Linked DNA regions of Homo sapiens: regions 2, 3 and 4 are each linked to region 1. A link is a contact called in ENCODE Hi-C or POLR2A ChIA-PET data. All regions are on one chromosome and are shown on one strand. The core of a region is the stretch at or near the end of the contact, and the rest is flanking DNA. Distances in the headings are between cores, read along the strand shown. Region 1 holds the start of CLEC2B (C-type lectin domain family 2 member B). Region 2 holds the start of M6PR (mannose-6-phosphate receptor, cation dependent). Region 3 holds the start of LINC02366 (long intergenic non-protein coding RNA 2366). Region 4 holds the start of LINC02446 (long intergenic non-protein coding RNA 2446).

Region 1 (5,984 bases), core at 1-2,500:
ATACTGAATATATTATTCAGTAACTTTTAAAATATATTCATATGTAATATGATATATAATATTGTATTATATAATGTATTTATATACAAATGTATAAATTTATACAATTGATTGAAAGTAGAAAATAACACTGGTTTTACTAGTGGCTGGAAGGCCTTCTTAAAACTTTTGATTAAAATGATATTTTATGCTACCATCAAATATTGATCTCATTCCCCGCAAACCTGTTTTATCTAACTTTAGGCAGAATTATAAAACCGGTTAAAATACGGGAGGAAGGATAAAGTGTGCATTCTATTGTACCACAGCAATAATTTTTTTGACCGTAGCATACGCTGGTAGGTTGACATTTAGTTAAACGGGAAATGCTTAAAGCTCATCACAGTCCCTAAATCTCTAAATCATAGATCGTTGTATTGAATGCATTTAGTTTCAGCCTTTTCTCTTTCAAATATTTTGACATAAATAAACCCTGTTGAAATCTCAAAGATGTAGCTTGGATCTTATATATTCCGAACTTGCTATTTAATAAATCCAATGTTACCAGGTTGTTTCATAGTGTATTTTTTAGAACATTTTCTTTCCTTATCCTTCTTAGGGTTGGTAAAGACATCTCCATGGATATCGGAGTACTAGCAATTCCTTAGTAAGAGTAGGAAAGGGATATATTCTTTCCGTTAAGTACTCCTAAAGCCCGGAGTATCTTTACACCATCCAATAAAGCAATCTTTAAAAATATTAGAACTATTGGCTAAATTTATCATATTATGTATGCATTCTGAGAACTGTATGAGTATCTGGATCATATCTATCATCTTCTCAAGTATTTGTTTTATAAAATACTTAGTAAAAATGAAACTAAATCTTGAGCAGTTTTAAGTCATGGTTAATCCTTCTCCATTGTAATTCAAATAATGTAAAGTAAGTCTGAATTTATTAGGACAAAACAGTCATATGCAAATCTCAATCTTGTTATAAGAAGGAATTTTCTAGTTTCACAAAAGAAACCACAAAATTTAATTCTTTTCTCGAAGGCTTTAACATTCTGCATCACAATTTCAATAAATAACGGTCATTCTAAACAAACAAAAATGTTCTTACCGTGCTTCTTTTAATCAGCGTTTTGATTTTCTGCTAGCAGCTTTGTGTCATGTCTTGCAGAAACTCTCTTCAAAGTTGTAACTTTATTTAACTTTAATATAAAAATGTTACTCTTGTTTTTACAGCACAGCTCCAAACTAGAGGTATACCACTTTTGAAGAGTAACTCAAAGTATAAATAGCATTTTGCAAACTGGAAGTAACCATGTGACTATCTATTAGTCATACTGTTGTTTATTACAATTTTCTTCTCGTCAAAAAAGAAAGCTTGCCAAGGAGGAAGGAAGTTTGTGATATAACAATTTAAAGCTGAAGAATAAACACATATTTTCTTACTTTCTCAACTGGGATTCTCATCTGAACCACAGAACACGAAATTGCTCAAGTGGCTGTTTTTCTGATTCATCCAGGAGTGGTACTTAACCACGTATCCTTCCAGAACTGTAGGAGAGGCTGATACTAATTAATTCAACAGCATTCTTTAGGACATTACTGCTTTCTTATCCTGTGTTAAGAAAGATCACCTTAAAAGCGATAGAATCAAAGAAAAAGCAATGGTTTAAACTTTGGCTACTGAAAGAAAAACAAAAACTATTATCTCTCTCTCAAAGACAAATGCGTGCAAAGTCACACGTGTGGGTGTGAGCACACACACAAACACACACAAAGACACACAGAGGGAAAAAAGAAAACGAAAGTAACAAAGTGCCCAGAACGTTATCATCAGCATACAAGATGACACCATTATGCTTTTGCTAAGTTACCAGGCCACAATTTTGTCTTCAAATCTGCTCTAATCAGTTTCCCAGTGATTTTGTATTACCCCTCAACAAATATATTAGGGAGGAAACTGAGGAGAAGAAGCCAGTGTCCCGCAAGCGGCTTCGGGATTAACACTGCATTTGTTCTGAGAGAGAAACTTGAAGAGGAAAAGCAAATGAGAATAGAGAAGAAACTGTAGTACAAAGGAATTAAAACAAAGAAAATATGAAGAGAATAAGAAATACAGGTTTAATCATTTCTGGGCAGAAGGAAAGGACAGATAACAAAATTGCTCTTTTCATTTTTGGACAGAAAAAAAAGACAGAAAATTCATGAGGAAATGAATATATTCTACCTTTGTTGTTAACAAAAGATTGTATCCAAAGAACTATTAGAAAAGCATGTATAGAAAAATATAGAGATTACTCAAGTATGGTTGAGTGAAATTTAGTTTTGTTCCAAAAAGGAAAACAGTCAAGATACAACAGTTAAGATATAAAACATTTTCAACACAGGGAAATGTTCCCCGCTGTTGCTTTGCAGTTCATCCTCACCCCTGAAGCCAGGCAGCAGCCAACTTACTGTCAATAAACATGAGCTTTGCTGGTTTTAGAAATTCCTGTTAAGCAGAATGATACAGTTGGCAATTCTTGTAAGTCTGATGTCTTTCACTGAGCATAATGTTTTTGAGTTTTATCCATGTTTTTGCACAGATCAGCAGTTAATTTCTTTTTATTACTGAGTAGTATTTCATTGTACAGACATAAAATATTTTTATCTATTTTATAATAAAATGTATCCATTATGACATTGAGCTTTTTCCACTTCTTGGATATCATAAGGTCAAAATAAACATTTATGCAAAAGTTTTTCTATTGACACGTTTTTTAATCTTTTGAAGAAATACCTGGATGTGAAACTGCTAGGTTACATAGAAAATGTATGTTTTATTTTATAAATGTATTTTTTTCCAAAAAGTTGTGCCATTCCCAACATGAATATTGGATGGTTCTATTTGCTCCACATAAATAGCAATATTAGATATGCCCAATCTTTTTCAATTTAACCATTCTAGTAGGCGTGTAGTAGAATCTAAATGTGATTTTAATTTGTACATCTCTGATGTTATATTGAGCATTTACTCACGTGCGTATTGGTAACTCATATATCTTTTTTCAATGACCTATTTAAATATTTTTCCCATTTTTATGGATTTATTTGTTTCCTTATGGTGATTTTTAAGATTTTATATATATGTAAATATATATGTAGAGAAACATACACATAAAAATGTGTATATAAATAAGTAAAATGGGTTGCAACATAATATAGAAAAATTCCATTTTTAGATAAATGTATTAAAAATACTTTCCATCATTTGTATAGTGACTTTTCACAATTTTTTTTCTCAAAAATTTTAAAAATCTAGAAGCTTCTAAACGTTGGACTCTCTAATCCTAACAAAGTTACATGTTCTCCCTTGTCGAGGTCATGCCTTTTTCCTTAAAGAAAATATTGTGCCCTTCACACCCTCCTTACAGGAATCCCTCCCTTACTTGCCTTTCTTAGTTATTGGTCATAAGGCCAATAACTAAGGTTATGTGCTAAGCTTATAAGGGAGAGAAAGGGCTATACTCAGAATGAATTTGGACCTAACCAATATATAATAACAACAGCTTGGAGTGTACACAATGGGATTGGATTCTGAGGGTGCTAGATCATGAGAGAAACATAAAGCTGGATAAGGGAGATTTTATCAACATTAGGGCATTCAGTTGCAATACAGAATTTAATAACTTGGAAAAATACTGTGAACAGTGCTGACATACTGCTGAAATAACTCCAAGAAGATTGGAGAAAGCAATGGCTCACGCTGAGTAGAGTAACATTCCAGAATTCCCATGGCAGGTAGCTGAAGAAAAGATAAAAATGCTTAGAGAAGTGGGCATGCTACAGTGGATAAACTAGATAAGGACAGGAAACCCACCAACTGACTATGTTCTATGGGATGATATAATGGGCACCTTATTTACCAAAGCAGTAAGGAAGGCGCTGGTGGAAGAACTTAAGTCCTACATAAACATCACTGAGAAGCTTAGCATAGTTCTTCTCTACATGCCAAAGATTACAGTGGGAGATGTTCCCACAGAACTGAATTCAGAGAGAGTATTGGGACAGGGTTTGAAGTAGGAAACGCCAAGTGTCAGAGTGCCACTCTGAAACAAGCTGGGGCCAATTATAGTAATGAGGGTCAAATTGCAATAGCAGCCAGGATTACTGACATATAGAGCCATAGCAATGTCAGATAGAGCTCAATGTTCACAGAAGTAATATAGAGAGCCAAAAAGGGTGCTTCCACTTCTGTGCTGTCCTTTAACAACTGGTGGAACAGAGAAAAACACACACATAACAAGCTCTGGTTTGTAACACCAGCTGATTTCCGTGATGTAATTATTCCCACCATTGCTGATTTCAAGGTACCCAGGTGACATCACTGAACACACAGAGTTGGAAATAAATATGCAGTAGTACAGCATTACGTATTATTTTCACTATACGGATGTAACAGATGTTAATAATTTCATGCATGGATAATAGCAAAATCTTCTAAAAATCATCACAAATTGATGAGTTCTAAGTATTTATTTTATTAGCTTGGCATTAGGGCCACAATGACTCCAAATGTCATGACCCAGGTTAGGTTCCAGCCCATGCTGAGGTCTGAGGGGAGTGGGTGGATGGGCGATAGCTGAAAGAACACTTGGGGGCCCTAAGCAGGTGAAATGTAGTTTTATTTACCAACAGCGACTCTCTCACACTGTCTGCCTTTATCTCCGCTGTCTGCTCTGGCTCTGGGACTCCTGCCGCCGCCACGCCTGCAGCAGCACGCCCTGGCCTGCAAGGCCAGCTCTGTCAGGATTAGCAGCTTAACTCTTTCCCTCTGGGCACAAGCTCGTTCCTGGTTCCCCTCTGCCTGCCTTCAAGGCGACTGGCTCTCCCTTACAAGGGTCAATAGTGCTACTCTCTTTCTGGGCACCAGTGCGAGCCATGTCATGCCATGCCACGCCATGCTGAGCCAAGGCAAGCCCAAGAGCGCCTGTACAGCATCAGCAGGGCAGTTATACCTTTTCCAAACAATAGTGGATTTGAGCCAAGTATGAGCTTACACAAACAGGTTATATAACAAGTGGAGTTATATGCCTGCACTCCAAACTCATTAAGTCACTATGGCCTGGATGTCTGCCTCAGCCTACTTCTTGACCAAAGCACATTTATGCACCTTACTGTTGGTGCAAAAGTTACTTTAGATAATTTTTAAAAATAATGATGTTTAACAATTGGCTCGAGAACCCTTGAAAATTTAACAGTCAGCTGTATACCACTGACTTTGCTGGACATGTACAACGGGAAAGAAATCAAGGGTGGATTACTAGTAGGCTAAGGGCAACCATGTACTCAAAACGTATAAACTATTACCCTAATCTAGTTTGGCCCAAGCCAGTTTTCTGACAGAGGACCCAATAATGGGAGAACTCATCCTTAAAAAGAAGCCCTCTTCAACACCAAGACTAGAGTAAATGGTAAGTATTTCTCCAGTCCATCCCCAGTGCGACTTATATTAGGCTTCTCAAGCTACCATAATGAAATAACATAGGCTGGGTGGCTTAAACAACAGAAATTTATTTTTCATCATTCTGGAGGCTCAAAGCCTAAGATCAAGGTGCTAGCCAGGTTAGTGTTCAATGAGGTCTCTCTTCCTGGAGCCGACTACTGCCTTCTCACTGTGTCCTCACATGACATTTTCTCTGTGTATGTGCAGAGAGGGTATCTTTCCCTCTTTTTATATGTATACCAGTCTTATGAGATTAAGGCCTTACCCTTATGACCTTATTTAACCTTAGGTTCCTCCTAAAGACACTCTCTTAAAATATAGTCACACTGGGGGTTATGTCTTCAGCATATGTGTTTGGATAGGAGCACAAATCAGTTCACAACAGGATTCATGGCCATTTATTTGAATAACTGGGAAAAAATCCAGGACATACATTTCTAGGATTACAGAATGCAGATGTAAGTTGACATTGATTCCCAAGAAAGGATCATGACCCTCCTGTTAGAGTA
Region 2 (5,984 bases), core at 1,659-4,158, 920 kb before region 1:
GATGTAGTCTTCTGAAACCTCTTTGGCCTCTACAGGTCACAAATCTCAAGGGTTTCTAGACTTCCCATAAGTACAGTTGTCTTTTACACTACAAATCAATGACAACAAATTGGGGATCACCAAGCCACTTTACAATTGAGTAAATTCAATGCACCTGCTGCTTGTACTGCTCTAGGAATGAAAACACACAGACAGCTCTCTTTCCCAAACTTACTAGACTGGTGCAAAGGTCATTGTGGTTTTGGCAAAAAAACCCCACCAAAACCTAACATTTTCTTTTCTCTTATCCATCTTCATACCCAGGACAGACTGACTTACCCTTGCAAAACACTTTACTCTGGTATCTGTTAATGATCCCTCAGGCCATTGCTACTTGTTTATTCCAAGAGTATCACGGACAATTTCCTGATTTAACTCTTCTAAACTTTTCTCACTTACAAAAAACGCTGCAAGTCTGGACTTTGGTTTGAATATTCTTTAAAGTTCTCTAGTTCTTTTTCATGCGGGTCCACTTACTCCACCTCATTTTTAAAATATAAAACTTGAAACAGGCAGAATTTTCATGGGTACTAATGAGTTTGAAGATGGGAAAATGGAAGCTCCAACCTTGGCCGTGAATGCACTTTCCCCATTCCCCTAAACAACCTAACATCTGACCTTCCACTTCCCACACCCCACTAAAGCAAAAAATCCCGGGAAATTGTCTACCTGACTTCCTGTACCCCAAACATCAATTCTCTACTGTAATATTATGGTAGTTTCCATAGAATAATCATAGCTAACCAAGAGGTCCAAGGCCCTCATAACACATTTAATGCACTGAAACCACACAACAGCAGGAAACAACAGACTACTGCCTTGGGCCAGGTGCTGTTCAAAGCACTTAACATATATTAATTAACTAATTAATCCTCACAACCTTATGAGTAAATACAATTATTGTTGCTATTTTACCAGTAAGAAAACTGAGACACAGCTAGTGGAGTGAGCCAGAGAGTCTAGCTCCAGAGCTCATGGTCTGTGTTGAACAACTACATGTATATTTCCACTATGTGCATAACAATTTTTTGGAGATGAGAGTAGACAGCCAAAACTGTGGGTTTTTTTTTTTTTCTACTAAGAAGTGAAGGGGAAGTGATTCCTCACACAGTTGACTGAATAGGAGGTGAAATAAAGAACTCAGACCTCCAACTCCCACCTTCCCTAAGTTAACCCACTGCTCAACACACAACTTGACCAGCTGACTCACTAAAAAGAAATAGGAGACTCCTTCTTCTAGACTGACTTAGCCTGCCATTTTCCTTTCCAGTCTCTCAGGACCTAATTAAAAACTGACAGTTGATTTCTTTTCCTAAATTAGAACAAGGAATCTCACAAAATTAGGAAGGGATGAAAGGTTAAACACCTCAGCCATTAGCTGAGTTGAACTATCTTTCATTTGCTTATTATTCAAAAAGTTAGGATAATAAATTTATACTGTATTCTTCTTTCCTGCTTAAGGCTTGTCTTTAAATTTAAGCTGCTTCTCTTTAATTCAGTGGCATATGCGCTAAATGTTTTCCCTAGATTATGTTCATTCATCTTCACAACCCAGAAAATAGGTATAATTTTTCATACTTCACAGATGAGAAAACTGATGCTTTACAGAATTACTTGTTAAATTACTTGCTGTACATTACACAGATATTAAATGTGTGTGAAGTTACTGGGGCAATTTAGACGATTCGTGGCATAAAGATAACTGCTGGAAAACTTATAAACATAGGGGTGCAACAATCAGGAAGAGAATGAAATGGAAGGGCCCAGTAGCCCCCTTTTAATATGCTACAATTAGATTCTCAAGGTACAAGAGTTTGTCTATATACTTTGGAAATAAGGAGCAGGATTTTATGATCTTGAAAAATCTTTCAGTTTTCTTATTCTCTAACGACAGATCTATTTTATTTGGCAATGCTAAAAATTATCCTTTATTAGGGTGGCCAATGACTAAGCCAGCAACTGGGAAGCAGCTTACACCACTGGGCCTCTGTAGCACTCACTTCCCCATCTGTTAAGACAGCCATGGCCATTTACCAGTGGAATTTCTACTGTCTTCCCGCTGGCTCCTTTCTGATGTAGCAGTCCTTATCCCTTTTTCTCCAGCAGCCTACATGTTTAGAAAAGCAGCCTCAATTGGCTAAAAGGCCTAATGCTGAAAGAACTCAAGAGAGAAGGAGCCTCAGACAAGTAGCGGCTATGTCCCAAGAGCGGAAGCTCCCCACAACGAGGAACACAAGATAATCCGTCCATCAGCCATTCTTATCCACACCACAGTCGCATCCCCCTCAAAGCTCTCCCAGGGTGCCAGAAATTCTCGCTCTGTCTAGTGTCCCGACTTTCCAAGCGCTTGTAGCCATACCCTCTCCAAATGATGCCACTTGACCTCCCACCGTGATGCAGGCCAAAATTCCTCCTACAAATAAATCCACCAACACCTCCAACGGACTCCATACTTGGGGTATTTTCCTTTCCCTGCTTTCTAAATATCGTAAATCCCCTCTCTGGTCTTGGAAGTCCTTTCTCCCTCACACCTTTCGGAACTCCGTGACTCTCCGCTCTCATGCCTCCGCCTCCATTCTACCCTTAGGGCTCCTCAGCCAGATCTTTGGCTAGAACCATGGTCAAGGGAGAATGCGATTCCGGCTCCTGTCACAGACGCTTAAGTGTGAGCGCAACCCAGCCCGCCTCCTCCTCCACGCCCCTCACACTCACGTGTCGTGGGAAACTGGAGTAGCCAAAGCTCAGAATCCCCAGTGAATACCCTTCTGGGGATGGGAGACGGGGCCAGCTAGGGGCCGGCCGCAGACCCCGGTCCCAGAGCTAGTTTCAGAGGCCAGCGTTCCCCCTAGCGCCTCGCTGTGCCCCACTCTGGGAACCGGAAACAGGAAGCGCCAAGAGGCCGCTGGGCAACCGCTCCTCCCACCAGACCCCGCGGCATGTGACCATAGAACCATTTCGCCCCTTTCCCCTTCCCGGGCTCCCTGATAATCTTAAACTCTGATTGGCCAGTATTCTGGGACTTTAGCTCCGCCCTCGTTCCATCAGCTCCAATCACTATCGAGGTTGTCGTTTCGCCTTTTCTGGTTGCCTTTCTTTCAATGGGGTCCCAGAGTCCCGCTTCCAGGGCCTCTCGGCTCGCGCACCCCGGTCACGCGGGGTCACGCGCCTGACCGCTCCCGGGTAGGGTTCGAGTGAAGAGGGTGAGAGGGGCAGGTGGCGGAAGCGGAAGTTACGCAGGCAGCTCGCCCTCGGGCTCCGCGGGAGTTGTAGTTCTCACGCTAGGTCTCCTCCGGGCGCTTCCCTAGCCCGTTCGCCGCCTGAGAGGGACGCTGTTCCGCCGCGTGGAAGCTTCGAGTCTCGACTCCACTGTTGACCCCTAGACGAGAGTAGTGCAGCGACGGGGCCGTGATGTGCGTCCTGGCTTTCTTAACGACACCTCTCCTCTGTATTTCCTTTTTCCAGTTGAGTACCTTGGGGTGAATTATTATTGTTACTGTTATCTCTGTCGTTCCTTACTGCTTCGTGGTATTTTGCTTGATAAGCATGCTCTGCAACCACCTCTGTTCGCCAGAGGTTACTTCTGCAAAGTAGGAAGAAACGAGCAATACGATGGTAATCTTTGCGCCTTTGCTAAGATCTTTTGTAGGTTCCTTATGTCTTACTAGCCACTTGTTGAAGTCCTGCTCATTCTTAAACTCTGTTCAGATGTTATTTTTCCTGTAACTTCGTGCATTCACTCTCTTCAGAATTAACAATTTCTTCCTGTGGACCCTCGCTTGTGGCTTGTACCTGGCTTTAGCATGTTTTCATTCCGCTTCCACTCTTACGTTGCTTCTATGTGTGCCTCTCTGGCTCTATGCAGGTGCCTGGATTTTTGATTCTTACCCCTCTCATTAGAACTACTACAGTGTTTTGAGTCTAATAATAATAAAAGCTAACGGATGCATATCTCGGTGGTGCCCGGCACTTTTGTAAGTGCTTTAAACGATAGTTAATTCACTTGGTCTTCACACCAACCTTATGAGGAAGTATCTTATCCCAAGTTTACAGATGAGTAAATTAAAGCAGATAGAAGCTAAGTAACACCGTGGGTCCCAAGCTATTAAGTTATGGAGCCAGTATTTAAATAGTCTCCATAATCCATGCTCTCAAGCACTACGCTTTACCGACTGTATGCCATTCTGCATTTCTTTGTTTATTAGTAATACATTCAGTTCAGGCTAGGTAGTAATCATATCTGGGTTGGATGTTGCCCCAATAAAAAAAAAAATTAAATTTTTTTCTTCCTGAAAATGAAAGTAATTTGTGATCAGATAACACAGAAAACAACAAAACAAAAATCATACATAAACTCACCAGGAGGGTGTGTATTTCCTTCATGAATATATGTTGTTTCCTTTTTTCAAAAATGTATCAGTCCCACACTGTGGCTCATGCCCGTAATCCCAGCACTTTGGGATTCCGGGGCAGAAGGATCACTTGAGGTCAGGAATTCAAGACTAGCCTGGGCAACATAGTGAGACCCCTTCTTTCAAAAAAAAAAATCAGCTGGGCTTGGTGGTGCACACCTGTAGTCCCAGCTGCTTGGGAGCCTGAGGCTGGAAGATTGCTTGAGCCTGGGAGTTGGAGGCTGCAGTGAGCTATGGTCTTGCCACTACCCTCCAGCCTTGGTGATAGAGTGAGAACCTATCTCAAAAAGATATGTATGTATCAAATATTTTTCCATATCCTTGACTTTACAAATAAACTTTTTAATAGCATAATATTTAGTTCTATGCATTGCTACTTAACCAATGACATTAATGTTGAGCATTTAAGTTATTTCTACTGACTTATTTTTTATCAAGTAACTCAACACAGCTTTACTGAGCAATTACTATGTGCCAAAACCACAGAATATATAATATAGATCTTGGGGATACAGCAGAGAAAAAAGACAAAAATCCCTGTTACAATCCGTTCTAGAATTGATGTTCCTTTGTTGGTTAATTCAAGTTTTGATTTCAGAAATCTTACCTCTTGGTGACTGCCTAGAGTGGCATTGGGCTGGAGGGGAGGAACTGTTCATGTTGGAAATGGGGAATGGGCCAAAAATGCAATTGAGTAGGTTGATTAACTTGTCTGCTGTCAGAGTGGAAGCAGGGGTAGTTTCCCTTTCCGACCAGAGGCAAACAACCTGGGTCACTTCCTTGCTTCTCAGACCTCAGTGCCCTTTCTGGGTGCTTTCTGTGTTAGAATTCTCACCTCTGAGAACTGAGCTCAAGGTTCTTGCTGGGGCAAAAATTGAAATGAGCAGAATTTTTTTTTGTTTGTTTGTTTGCATTTCTGGCCTGCCTCCTTTCTTAGCCTCATTATTAACAAGCACACTCCCCACAATAAACCTACACCCACACTGCCTTCTCTCACACAAGGTAAATTGTTCACCTTGTTTAGAAAGCAGTTCTAGGATTGTTGGTCTGAAATCAAATGGGAAGGATGCCTCCTGTTCTGTATAATCATAAGAGAGGAAGGTAATTAACAGTCCTAGAACCTCAGCTTCCCAAGTAGCTGGGACCACAGGCGCAAGCCACCATGCCCAGCTAATCTTTGTATTTTTTGTAGAGACAGGGTCTCACATTTTTGCCCAGGCTTGTCTTGAACTCCTAAACTCAAATAATCTGCCTGCCTCAGCCTCCCAAAATGCTGGGATTACAGGTGTGAGCCACTGAGCCCGGCTCAGATGCTTTTCAAAATGATCATGTTTTCCATATTTCAAGGACTAAATATAGTTTTTGGTAACTTTCAATTTTAATATATTTATCATTTATAGAGAAGATGCAAGGATAATACAAAGAACTCTGGTACACATTTTACCTAAATTCATCTTTTTCCCCTCCATATACATTAGTTTATTTTGAACAGGTTGAGAGTAAACTTCCATTACCATTAAATATATCAGTGTGTAT
Region 3 (5,984 bases), core at 2,362-4,861, 880 kb after region 1:
TCTGAGAGACAGTTTCTTGTGATTTCTCTTCTTTTACATGTGCTGAGGACTGCTTTACTTCCAACTATGTGGTCAATTTTGGATTAAGTGTGATGTGGTGCTGTGAAGAATGTATATTCTATTGATGTGTGGTGGAGAGTTCTGTAGATGTCTATTAGGTCTGCTTCGTGCAGAGCTGGGTTCAAGTCCTGGATATCCTTGGTAACCTTCTGTCTCGTTGATGTGTCTAATATTGACAGTGGGATGTTAAAGTCTCCCATTATTATTGTGTGGGAGTCTAAGTCTCTTTGTAGGTCTCTAAGGAGTTGCTTTATGAATCTGGGTACTCCTGCATTGGGTGCATATATATTTAAGATAGTTAGCTCTTCTTGTTGAATTGATCCCTTTACCATTATGTAACGGCTTACTTTGTCTCTTTTGATCTATGTTGGTTTAAAGTCTGTTTTATCAGAGACTAGGATTGCAACCCCTGCCTTTTTTTGTTTTCCATTTGCTTGGTAGATCTTCCTCCGTTCCTTGATTTTGAGCCTATGTGTGTCTCTGCTTGTGAGATGGGTCTCCTGAATACAGCACACCGATGGGTCTTGACTCTATCCAATTTGCCAGTCTGTGTCTTTTAATTGGAGCATTTAGCTTTGTTCTGTTGCTGGCAAGGAGCTGTGATCCTTTGGAGGAGAAGAGGTGCTCTAGTTTTTAGAATTTTCAGCTTTTCTGCTCTGGTTTCTCCCCATCTTTGTGGTTTTATCTACCTTTGGTCTTTGATGATGGTGACCTACAGATGGAGTTTTGGTGTGGATGTGGTTTTTGTTGATGTTGATGCTACTCCTTTCTTTTTGTTAGTTTTCCTTCTAACAATCAGGTCCCTCAGCTGCAGATCTGTTGGAGTTTGCTGGAGGTCCACACCTGGGTATCAACAGTGGAGGCTGTAGAACAGCAAACATTGCAGAATAGCAAATATTGCTGCCTGATCCTTCCTCTGGAAGCTTCGTCTCAGAAGGGCACTCAACTGTATGAGGTGTCAGTCGGCCCCTACTGGGAGGTGTCTCCCAGTTAGGCTACACAGGGTCAGGGACCCACTTAAGGAGGCAGTCTGTCCATTCTCAGAGCTCAAACACTGTGTAGGGAGAACCACTGGTCTCTTCAGAGCTGTCAGACAGGGACGTTTAAGTCTGCAAAGTTTCTGCTGCCTTTTGTTCATCTATGCACTGCCCCTGGAGGTGGAGTCTACAGAGGCAGGCAAGCCTCGTTGAGCTGAGGTGGGCTCCGCCTAGTTCGAGCTTCCCAGCTGCTTTGTTTACCTACTCAAGCCTCAGCAATGGCGGACACCCCTCTACCAGCCAGGCTGCCGCCTTGCCATTCAATCTTGGACAGCTGTGCTAGCAGTGAGCAAGGCTCCGTGGCCGTGGGACCCACTGAGCCAGGCACGGGATATAATCTCCTGGTATGCCATTTGCTAGGACTGTTGGAAAAGCACAGTATTCGGGTGGCAATGTCCCGATTTTCCAGGTACAGTCTGTCACGGCTTCCCTTGGCTAGGAAAGGGAATTCCCTGACTCCTTGCACTTCCCACGTGAGGCAATGCCCCGCCCTGCTTCGGCTCACCCTCCATGGGCTGCACCCACTGTCCAACCAGTCCCAGTGAGATGAACCAGGTACCTCAGTTGGAAATGCAGAAATCACCTGTCTTCTGTGTCGATCATGCTAGGAGCTGCGGACTGGAGCTGTTCCTATTCAGCTATCTTTGGATAAAGTCTTGCTCTGTCACCCAGGCTGTAGTGCAGTGGCACAATCATGGCTCACTGCAGCCTCAGCCTCCTGGGCTCAAGCAGTCTTTCCACCTCAGCCTCCAAAAATGCTGGAATTACAGGCATGAGCCACCTTGCCTGGCCCTGCTTTATTATGTGAGGACTGTTTTCCAGGAAAAAAGTACTCGTCGCAAATGGTAACATATATCAGTGACTCCATCTTGGGTCGCACTGTGTCTCCTAGGCTGGAACGCAGCGTAATGATCATAGCTCACTGCAGCCGTGAACTCTTGGGCTCAAACAAATCATTTCACCTCAGCCTCCCATGTAGTTATGTCTACAAGCTTGTGCCATTGCACCTGGCTAGTTTTTAATTTTTTTGTAGAGACAGGGTCTCGCTATGTTGCCCAGGCTGGTCTCCAACTGGTCTCCTGGATTCACAGTGATCCACCTGCCTCAGCCTCCCAAAGTGTTGGGATTATAGGCTCCACCCAGCAAGGTACATTTAAAAAAAAATTTATTCTAAAAATAGTCAGACTGAGGTATAGATGGAAATATGAATTCAGAATATTATAATTTTGGCCTATCTTTAAATATTTGGAAAAACTGTTAAAATCTGTATCCCAAATTATGGTTTTATGAGTGTTATTACCATAGATACAGGGGGAAATGTGGACATGCCAAATGGTTTAGAATTTCATCCTGATCATCCAGGAAATGAATTATTTCTTTTTAACTTCTCAAAAAGACATTTAGCCAGTCATAACATATGTCTCCTGGGGTGTCTGTGTTTTTCAGTACATACTGCTTTGATAATCATCACCCTTGTTTATGTTTAGCTGCTTGACAGCTGTTGCCAGGCCATATTGAATTCTCTTTCTCAGAGGTTAGGAGCCAAAATTCACAGATATAAGTCAGTCTCTGATAGTCACTTAAGCTGAGGATGTGGGAATTCAGGAGCTGTCGGGTCTAGAGAGGAGAAAGTCAGCCAATAGAAAGAGGCAATAGTCCAAAGATATCAAGAAAACCATGGACTAGAGAATGTGGAAAGAAAAAAGTTTGAACAACTGTGTAATTCTTATAGTTTTCCAGTTGTTGATTCTAATCTCCTGTATCACTTAAAGAAACTTCTTGTTTTCTTTGAAATGACCCGTAATTACACTGAAAAGCCATCTTTTTCCTCCCTTTAACTCAATTTGAAGAGAATTCTGTTATTTCTAATTCAACACACCTTAACGTGACATTCAATGAAGAAATGTTCCTGCCCCATTTAAGCATTAGGGAAGAAAAGTCAGTGACCCTGATATAAACACTAAAATTGAAACTGCTGTAGCTATACAATCATTATTTAATAGTGGCTTAAAGAGTTACTAATATTATCCTGTGCTAAAGATGAATAGAATCTTTTAAGGCTTCTTTTCAGTTATGAAAAAAATGGCAAAATTTCTCCTTTCTATATCAGTGAGGAAGATGGTTAGGAAGAAAGGCCACTTTGTGTTAGTCAAACAGGCTTTCTTCAGAGCTGTCAGCGGGCTGTGATGAAAGAACCATGACACTGACCCTAGACTAAGGTTTGAATTCCGCCGAGGTCACTCACTACCTCAGTTACCTTGGATAATTTACTTGATTTCTCCCTTTCTAGTTCTTTTTCTGTAAAATGAGGAAGAGAATGGTAAAGTCTCCTTTGCATTACTGTGAGGATTGCCAAAGGTCTGGATCACAGTTGGTTCTCCCGTGGGAATCATTGCCATCACCGTCATTGCCTTGTGTACGGCCTTCACGCGTTTCGCCAGCTTCTGTGTCATTGGTGACATCATAAAATCAGGGAAAGGGAAATCTGTAAACACTGGCCGTTGAAGAATACGGTTTCTGAGAATTTCCACTCTGAATTCACATTCCGTTCAGTGTTATCGCCACCCTGTGGATTTCTTGGGTAATGAAACTCAGACCGGGAAATGAAAACGGGGATTTTCAGTAAATCGGTTCCAGTAAATCTCTGCTGCTCTTGTGGGCGCCCTCTTTTGAGCACCGGAGGAATGAGCACCGTTCTTCATTCTTTTGGTTTTGTAAAGTTGTAGAGCTGCGTTCATAAGTGAGATCATTAATTAATCTGCCCTTCTCCGTAGACCTTCCTCCTCCCCAATTTTCAATATAAAAACTGATTCCCAGGTAGCTTTAATTTCAAAACTGGTCAGTGGTAAATTTAGGAAGAGAATTTAAGGTCTCCTGACTTCCAATCAAACATAGTTCCCACTTGCCCAATTGGATAATAGATGTTTGTTTTTACAATTAGCTAATTATTTCTCAGTATTTACTTATTTTATAAGTAGTACATAATTAATCAATTGACCAACTGGCCTTATGGCACTGTGTTTACATGTGATCCTGCCCCTTTCTAGTCTATTTTCTGGAGGTTGTCAATCATCTTCCTTTAGAAGTATTTTCTGCCATTCTTTTTTGTGGAAGTATTGCGTGATTGTCCAAAGGCCTGTCCCTATTTGCGGAGACTCCTTGAGAATGTCCACCTTTGTGTATTTCTCCTACTTCCTGAAATATCCCTTCATTTCTCAGAAACTGTGCAAATCTTACTTCCTCTAAGCCCAATTTAAGTCCTGCTTGCTTCTGAGCCTTTCAGGCCATAGTAACTCTTGCTGTTCTTTCTGAGGCTCATATCATTGACATATATGAATTATTTTAATGTCTTAATTGGATTACTAAGAGCACTCCAATTCCCAACACATACATGATTAATACTTATTTCTGGATCCATCGTGGGCATCCCTGTTTTCTCTTCCCCTTTCTATCATATTTCTATCTTCCCAAACAAGCAGAAAAAAAAATCTATGGCCTATTTTAGGTAGTGGCAGATTATTGTGTTTTGTTTCTACAGGTGTTTACTTGTGGCAACCTGTTTCCTCACTGTGCATGTGTGTGCATCCTAAGTACGTGTGTGTTTAATTCCCCTATAACCTTCTGCTGGGAGGATTTTATCTATAAGTATTCCTTGGGATCTGTGTGGAAGTTGCTTTCCTCTACAGGAAAGGTTTTCCTTTGCATCTTACATGCAAACTGAAGGTATCACTTTAAAATAAATTTTCAGGTTGAAGTTTTGGGGACTAAATGTTGCAAACATGTTTGAAGGCTGGCTTATGGTTATGAATTCTTAATGGCAATGATTTTCCCTCTCTCCCCTCATTTCCGAGGTTGAAACCTTTAATACATTTGTTGTTCCCTTTTTGTTGGCTTGTTTGTTTGCTTGTAGCTCTCCATCACAACCAGGGTGTAGTTTTATTGTATCCGAGGTGCATGTGTGCTGGAGGAGTTTCTATGAATTAGTCTCCAATTTGACGAATGTTTGTTCATTAGTCCAACTTGAATGTGGACTTTGTGGCTGTCCTTTGTCCTCATGTGCTATATCAATGAAGGCTCAGATTATCCTTGATTTACATATACCCTTAGGACAGGACCAAATTTCAGGCTTTACTTCCCTCCTGGATTTTTGCTTTCTATTTATTTTTGTTAAATCTATGAACATTTCCTTTTATTTTTACCAGATCAGCCACGCATTTAACCGTATTTTTTCATGTTACAGCTAGAATCTTAAATTCTTTGAGTTGAGATCGTTGTCCTTGAAGTACACAGTGATCACTCATTGAAACTTTTAGATTAATTTTAGGATCAGTTTGTAAATTTCATGGAACAATTCTGTTACGATTTTAGATTAGAATTTCACTAAATTTGGAGGATTCCAGGGGAATTAATATCTTTACAATACTCTTGCTTCTCATTCTTGAAAATAACTTATCATTTCACTTATTTATGTCCTTATGCCCTTCAGTAATGTTTATGTTTTTTCCTTTGAATATCTTTTGCTGCTGTTTTGTAAACAGGTTTTTTTTTAACTTCCATTTTTTATTTGTCACTGTTGTATAACTAGCTAATACTTACATAGTACTTACTACGTGGCAGAAATCATTTTAAATCCTTTAGTAATCTTTTACCTGGTGAACTTGTTTATTGATTTAAATGGTCTGTCATTTGGTTTCTCTTGAATTTTCAATGAAGGCAACTATATTATCAATAGTCATTGACTCTTTTGTCAATTTCTTTTCAGTACCTGTGCTCTTTATATAATTATTCATTCTTTTTTTCTTATTATTTGTCTATTTGGTGCCTCTCTTTAATGATATTGTCCTGCACTGTGTGGGTTGTCACTCTTGATTGCAGTTTTATATTTGC
Region 4 (5,984 bases), core at 903-3,402, 680 kb after region 1:
CTCATCACAATAGTGCGTAGAGATCAGAGGTCAGGGCTCTGTCACACAGGACGGCCTGGAGTTTGTCGTAAGCCAGTGAAGTAGACGGTGGTGGCTGGCAGGTTCATCACCCAGTTATCCTAGCGCCTCACAATCTTCACAAAGGCACCCATGCTGCCAGTGAAGCGCGTCCTGGCGGCACAGCGGATACCATTTGGAGACAGGTGCAGGGGCTCCAGGACACCACTGCGGCACAGGAGGCCCTGCCCCGTGGCTCGGAGGGAGGAGGGCGATTCGGCTTAGGAGAGGTCCAGAGTCTGGAGTGAGGCTTCAGTCCCAGCAGGGCGCTGAGAGCGCAGGCGGACCTTCACCACGTCCAGGGGTGTCCTGGAGATGGAGGTGACGGCTGCCCGAGGCCACCACTTGTTGGAGGAGGCTAACGCCCTCAGGTCCTGCTCAACCGCCTCCTGGCTTCAATCCTGCCTCTAGGCCTGGCTGGCGCGGCGGCGCGCTCGGGCTCACTGCAGGGTCTGCGCATGCTCGCCTCCTGACAAAGCCCACTCTGAGAGCATTGCTGAATTTGATTTGCTGATATTTTGTTTAAAAAGATTATTTCTATTCAGGGAGGATATTCGTCTGCAGTTTTCTTTCCTCAACATGCCTAATTTTTATATTAGAGTAATTCTGGTCTCATCAAATGAGTTGGGAAATGCTCCTTCCTCATCTAATTTCTGGAAGGGTTTAAGTGGGATAGGTGTTACATTGTCCTTATATGTTTGGTAGAATTTACCACGAAAGTGTGGGTTTTCTTTGTGGAAAGGTTTTTTAACTGCAAATTGAATTAGTTTAATAGATATAGAGCTAGTTAGGTTAACTATTCCCTCTTAAGTGGACTGTGGAATTGTGTCTTTCAAGAAATTTGTACACTTTACATGTTATTGAATTAATGAGCAGAAAAATACTTAATATTCACTTATCCTTTAAATATCTGTAGCATCTGTATTACTTTTCCTACTTTTATTCCTGATATTGGTAATTGGTGTCTTCTTACAGTTTTGGGGAATAATCCATTTTGTTGACATGTTAAAAGAATCAGCTTTTGGTTTATTTTTCTCTATTGCCTTTCTATTTTCTATTTCATGGATTTCTGCCCTTATCTTTATTATTTCCTTTCTTCTGTTGGATTTGGAATTAATTTTCCTTATTTTTTAAATTCCAAAGTTGGAATCTTGGATAACTGATTTTAGACCTCTCTTTTCTAAATAGCATTTTATAACTTCCCTCCAAGCAGTACTCCAATAGTAGCAGAAATTTTGCTATGTTGCACGTTTATTTTCATTCAGTTCAAAATATTTGCTAATTTCGACTACAATTCTTCTTTCACCTATGTGTTATTTATAAGTGCATTTTAAAATTTTACCATATTTGGGAATGTTCCAAATATCTTTCTGCTATTGAATTTTTAGATTTATTTGTGGTCAGAGAACATGCTATGTATAATTCATTTTAAACATATGGGCTCTTTTGGCCCAAAATATGGTGTATCCTGGTGACAGTTCTGTGTGCAGTTGAGTATTTTTTTCTATTGTTGAGTGGGGTATTCTATATATGCCAGTTATTTCAATTTGGTTGATGGTGCTCTTCCAGACTTTTTATGTCCTTACTGATTTTTTTCTAAATATTCCAGTAACCACTGAGAGAGGTGTGTTGACATGTTTGACTATAACTGAGGATTTGCCTATTTCTTCTTTCAGTCTTGGCAGTTTTGATGCAGGAGAACATGGTCAGGAGACAGGGAACCTAAGATTGATTCACGCTGACTTCCTAGAACTGAATCAAAAGGAAAACCCCACCTCTCTATACCCAAGTAACAAAAAGATCAGGGGCTACTCCCTTTGCAACATCCCCCACCCCTTTTCTGCATTGAAGACGAAAAATGAAAGTATCTTTCATTGGTTCCCTCCTGAAACCAATCAGACTGATCACAGGCCAAGTCTTCATGTGTAACCTTGTAACTTTACTTCAGCCTCCTATTGGTCACCTTCTGCAACCAATTAGACTGATCACAGGCCACTACTTCATTTACATAAGGTGTAAACCAAGTAACCAATTGGAAACCTCTAGACGGTATTTAAACTCCAGAAAATTCTATAACCAGCCTCTTGAGCTGCTTGCTTGGCCCACTCTCACTCTGTGGAGTGTACATTTGTTTCCATAAATCTGTGCTTTTTTTTTCATTGTTTTGTTTGTGCATTTCATCCAATTGTTTGTTCAAAATGCCAAGAATCTGGACACCCTCCACCAGTAACAGGTAACAGTTTTGGTTCTATGTATCTTCAGATCTGTTATTAGGTATATATACATTTAGAGTTGTATGTCAGCTTATTGCTTTTGATCTCATCAACATTATGTAATATTCTTTATCTCTGTTGTAGTGATTGACAGAATTTTCTTTCAGTATAACAAAAATGCCACTTTATCATCTGATCTGCAAAGTTTCAGATGTGAAATTATAATTCGTATTGTCTCTAAACTCTTGGATGACCTGTTATGTTATTTTTTTACTCTTTTCTTATTTTTGGTAGTTTAGTTGGGATAATTTCTGTTCATCTATCTTCAAGTTCACTTGATTTTTCTTTCCCTATCCTGTGTTCAGTTTTCTAAGAAGTGCATGGAAGGAATTCTTTATTTCTGATATCATAGTTTTATCCTTGGCATTTCCACTTGACTCTTTTTAAAAATATAGTTTTCATCTCTGAAAAATTTCATCATATATCAATGCATGTTTTTAAAATTTCCACTGTTTCTTTGACATATTAAAAAATTATTTTAAGTTTCTCACCAATAATTTCAACATCTTGAACACACATATCTTGAGTTTTATCAGCTAGTATTTTTTTTTGGCAATGGGTCCTTTTCTCACTTTTTGTGTGTTTGTCGCTTATAATTCTATTGAATGGCAAACACTGTATGTCAGGCCAGCATGGCGATACCTCTTCTGTAAATCTGTAAAGTTGAAGTGTTGAGCTAGTTTATGTTTCATTGTTCCTGTGGTCACCTTTAGTACACCACAGACTTCAAATGCTCCCAGTGATGTACTGCCACTACCTTACACTTCGTGCAGGGTCTGGGGAGCGGGAGGTTTTTCTTAGTGTTCTGTTCTGATTTCAGCACGCCCTGCACACCTGCAGTGTGAAGAGGTTCTCTCTCTAAACTGTTGCCCCTCCTCTCTTGTGGCTTGTTACGTGAAAATAACGACAGTGTTGGGAGAAATAGAAATTCTAGTTTATCTTGGCCTATTCTCAGTCTTGGGCAAGGCCCTATGTACCTTGGCCTCAGGAGTGTGGTTTCCTCAGCATTCCTCATCGTCCTCCTCAGCAACCAAGCTCTTCTTGTATCTATGGGGAGTCTTGGGCAGGAAAGAATTTCTCCTCTGCTGGCATAGCAGATCTCTGCCTTGTGTCACTGTGGGATCCTTGACCCCAGAGGGTTTCCTGCTCCTCTCTGTTTGAACATCTTTTTTCTTCTCCCCTTCCTTCAACAGCAGAATGTTTTTGACTAGGATCAGTAATGGGGGAGTTTTCTGCCCCTCTTCAAGCAGTAGACTGTTGTTGTGTGTTGCTTGGTGCAAGGCTTGTGGTGGGAGGTATGGTGGTTTCCTTCTCTTTTCTCTGCTACAAAGAAATTTTGCTTTTAGCTTTCTTTTTGCATCACGTTACGTTCTGTAAGACCAGGAGAAAGAGAGAGGTTTATCCTACCCCTCCCCCAAGGGCAGAGAACTTTTGCTTATACTGCTTCTCTAAAAGCACTCAAACTTTGCCTGATTCCTGGGAGCAGGAGGGTTTGTTGGCCCTCCCTAAGTATCTTAAAGGTTTTGCTTCAAGTGAGAAAAGGCACTGGGAAATGCTGAGGTTTCATGCCTAGACGTCGCCATGGCTAAGGGGCTTTCTCTGGCTCTGCCCTGCCCCAGGCCTTCTAATGAGCTCCCACTTGAGGCCTGTGGAAAAGACCTGGAGACTCCCCTTGCAGCTAGGACTCTCAGTGACACATGAAAGCCCAACTGAGCTTAAGACTTTGTTCAAAATTTAGTGTTTTTATTTTACTTTTATGGCTGCCATCTTTTCCTCTTATGCTCTGCCAAAAATGAAACCGTCTATGAGTCCCATCTCTCCTTAGCGGTGCATGTCCCGCTTGGAGTTCAATTTAAGTGGTTGCCTTGTGACCTCAGCACTCTGATGTCCTCAGATAAAGTTATACTTTTATACATTATCTGAATTTTTCTTGTTGTCAGGTGAGAGCGATTATCTCTGTGGCTTTTTGTTTTCTAAGCACAAGTCCGTACAAGATGTTTTTTTTTTTAACTCAACTGGTTCAGTTTCTGTTAATACATTATTTTTGAGTTAGCATTATAATATTGCTTTGCTGGAATAAAGTCCTTTGTAAAAATATATTTCTGGATGATTTTCAATGAGGGCACTCTACTAAGTGAATTGTAGGCTATACTTTATATAATTTTATTTCATATGCTTATAAAATAAGAAGAATCCATGACACCTTTTAACTTAAAAATTGAATCAAAATAAAATCAGGCATAGAAAATTAATAGTGATGATCTTAAATTGATTTAAATACAATTGATACTATTAATCTGAAAATGACTAATTTTATATGAATATCCACATAAAGACAATAAAAATAATGATAAAATTAATAAATTTGGACATTGAGGAAAGAGACATGAAAATATCGAAGTCTTCACATTTTCATACCAGAGAAACAATCTTTACTACAAGTAAAACATATTTTTAAAAGAATAAAAGTCTAGTGACTTCAAAATCTTTATAAAAATAGTATTTCTCTTAATCTTAAAAGGGAAAACTTAGGAAATAGTGTCTTATGTTAAAGAAACATTAATTCTAAATATTAATTCATTTAGTTTAATTTTCTGCCTTATTTTCTACTAGATCCTGCTAATGTAAAATTTAATAGTTTTTTTACAATTAAAGCACAATATGTATAGTATAATCCTATTTTACTAAATGCTTTTCTGTCCTAATATTCTACTTATTCATCTGTATATATATCCAACTATAATACATTAATAGATTGTATAATCACAATGACTATTTCTTGGTTACATATAACATTTTGGATTAAAAAAAAACTTTTTCCTGTATAATTACCTGCAATTTTTCGTATAGAATCTATAATGTATTTTAAGAAGCAATTGTTTGTTTAATTAAACAAACTTTTTTAAATTTAAAAATGACTGGAAGGGTATTTAAAAGTATTTTAAGTACTCTTTAAAAGAATTTTTAAGTAATTACAAATGGTGTAATTTGTCTTCTTTGTGCTTTTATGTAACAATTTCTAAAAATATTTCATTTTGGCTTCCAGATATTTAATCTGCATGTTGTCATGCCTTTGAGAATATTGGACAAACACATTTGTAAAATTTCATGTGTCATATGTATTATCAGGTAGACACATAAAGAAGAGCACACAATAACTGGAGAACATTGTAGAGAAACTCCAGAAATGTGTTCAATAAAATATAGCACCTTAAAGCAAAAAAAAAAAAAAGATATTTTAACTCTTGGTGATTCTGAGATAAAAACAAACAAAAACACCTGTATATTTGTATCATAGATCAATTCTACATCATCTTTGATTGGAGATTACAAGTAAAATCTAAAACACATACACGCTAAACACACTCCTTACATATAAATTGTACTAGTGCACATTTAAATATATGTTTAATATGCATATATATGTTTAATATATAATGTATACCATTTGAACTTAATTAGAAAATAGTATATGTAGAGGGAAATCGATCTCTTAAAAAGTGGTGGTTAGTGTTAGCAAAAGGCATGCAGGGCTCAATAAATATTTGTGGAAAGAATGAAGGTATGAATGAACAAATGTATGTATGAATTAATATCCAAATCTAGAGAGACAGAGTTAGAGGGATAACAGCCCAGTGGTTTTCTTATTCTCAG

Evidence for each region. Hi-C counts contacts between places; a loop is a spot of excess contacts on that map. ChIA-PET counts read pairs that join two places held with the same protein, here RNA polymerase II (POLR2A). Pooled maps may share reads with other maps.
Region 2: a pooled map shows a loop between it and region 1 (7-fold over the local background). The contact joins the promoter of M6PR here to the promoter of CLEC2B in region 1. A Hi-C loop is called at or near these places in 1 of 37 single-sample maps with no recorded cell type and 8 of 50 pooled maps. POLR2A ChIA-PET finds 5 or more read pairs at or near these places in 1 of 52 experiments (CD4-positive, alpha-beta T cell).
Region 3: a map of vagina shows a loop between it and region 1 (8-fold over the local background). The contact joins the promoter of LINC02366 here to the promoter of CLEC2B in region 1. A Hi-C loop is called at or near these places in 1 of 168 maps with a recorded cell type or tissue (vagina) and 1 of 50 pooled maps. POLR2A ChIA-PET finds 5 or more read pairs at or near these places in 1 of 52 experiments (activated CD4-positive, alpha-beta T cell).
Region 4: POLR2A ChIA-PET joins it to region 1 with 33 read pairs in activated CD8-positive, alpha-beta T cell. The contact joins the promoter of LINC02446 here to the promoter of CLEC2B in region 1. A Hi-C loop is called at or near these places in 4 of 50 pooled maps. POLR2A ChIA-PET finds 5 or more read pairs at or near these places in 3 of 52 experiments (activated CD8-positive, alpha-beta T cell and activated naive CD8-positive, alpha-beta T cell).

The regions. Positions count from the first base shown.
Region 1 is chr12:9,868,104-9,874,087 of GRCh38, forward strand. CLEC2B (C-type lectin domain family 2 member B) reads right to left here and starts at 1,251. Exons shown (of 5, transcript NM_005127.3): 1 at 1,102-1,251.
Region 2 is chr12:8,946,737-8,952,720 of GRCh38, forward strand. It overlaps M6PR (mannose-6-phosphate receptor, cation dependent), which reads right to left and starts at 2,909. Exons shown (of 7, transcript NM_002355.4): 1 at 2,752-2,909. It also overlaps a transcript of KLRG1 not described here. RefSeq lists enhancers at 2,173-3,078, 3,079-3,983, 3,482-3,611 and a silencer at 3,289-3,503.
Region 3 is chr12:10,746,623-10,752,606 of GRCh38, forward strand. It overlaps LINC02366 (long intergenic non-protein coding RNA 2366), which reads left to right and starts at 3,612. Exons shown (of 7, transcript NR_120463.1): 1 at 3,612-3,678. RefSeq lists a silencer at 3,623-3,672.
Region 4 is chr12:10,551,227-10,557,210 of GRCh38, forward strand. It overlaps LINC02446 (long intergenic non-protein coding RNA 2446), which reads left to right and starts at 2,153. Exons shown (of 3, transcript NR_146456.1): 1 at 2,153-2,290. It also overlaps the pseudogene SLC25A39P2.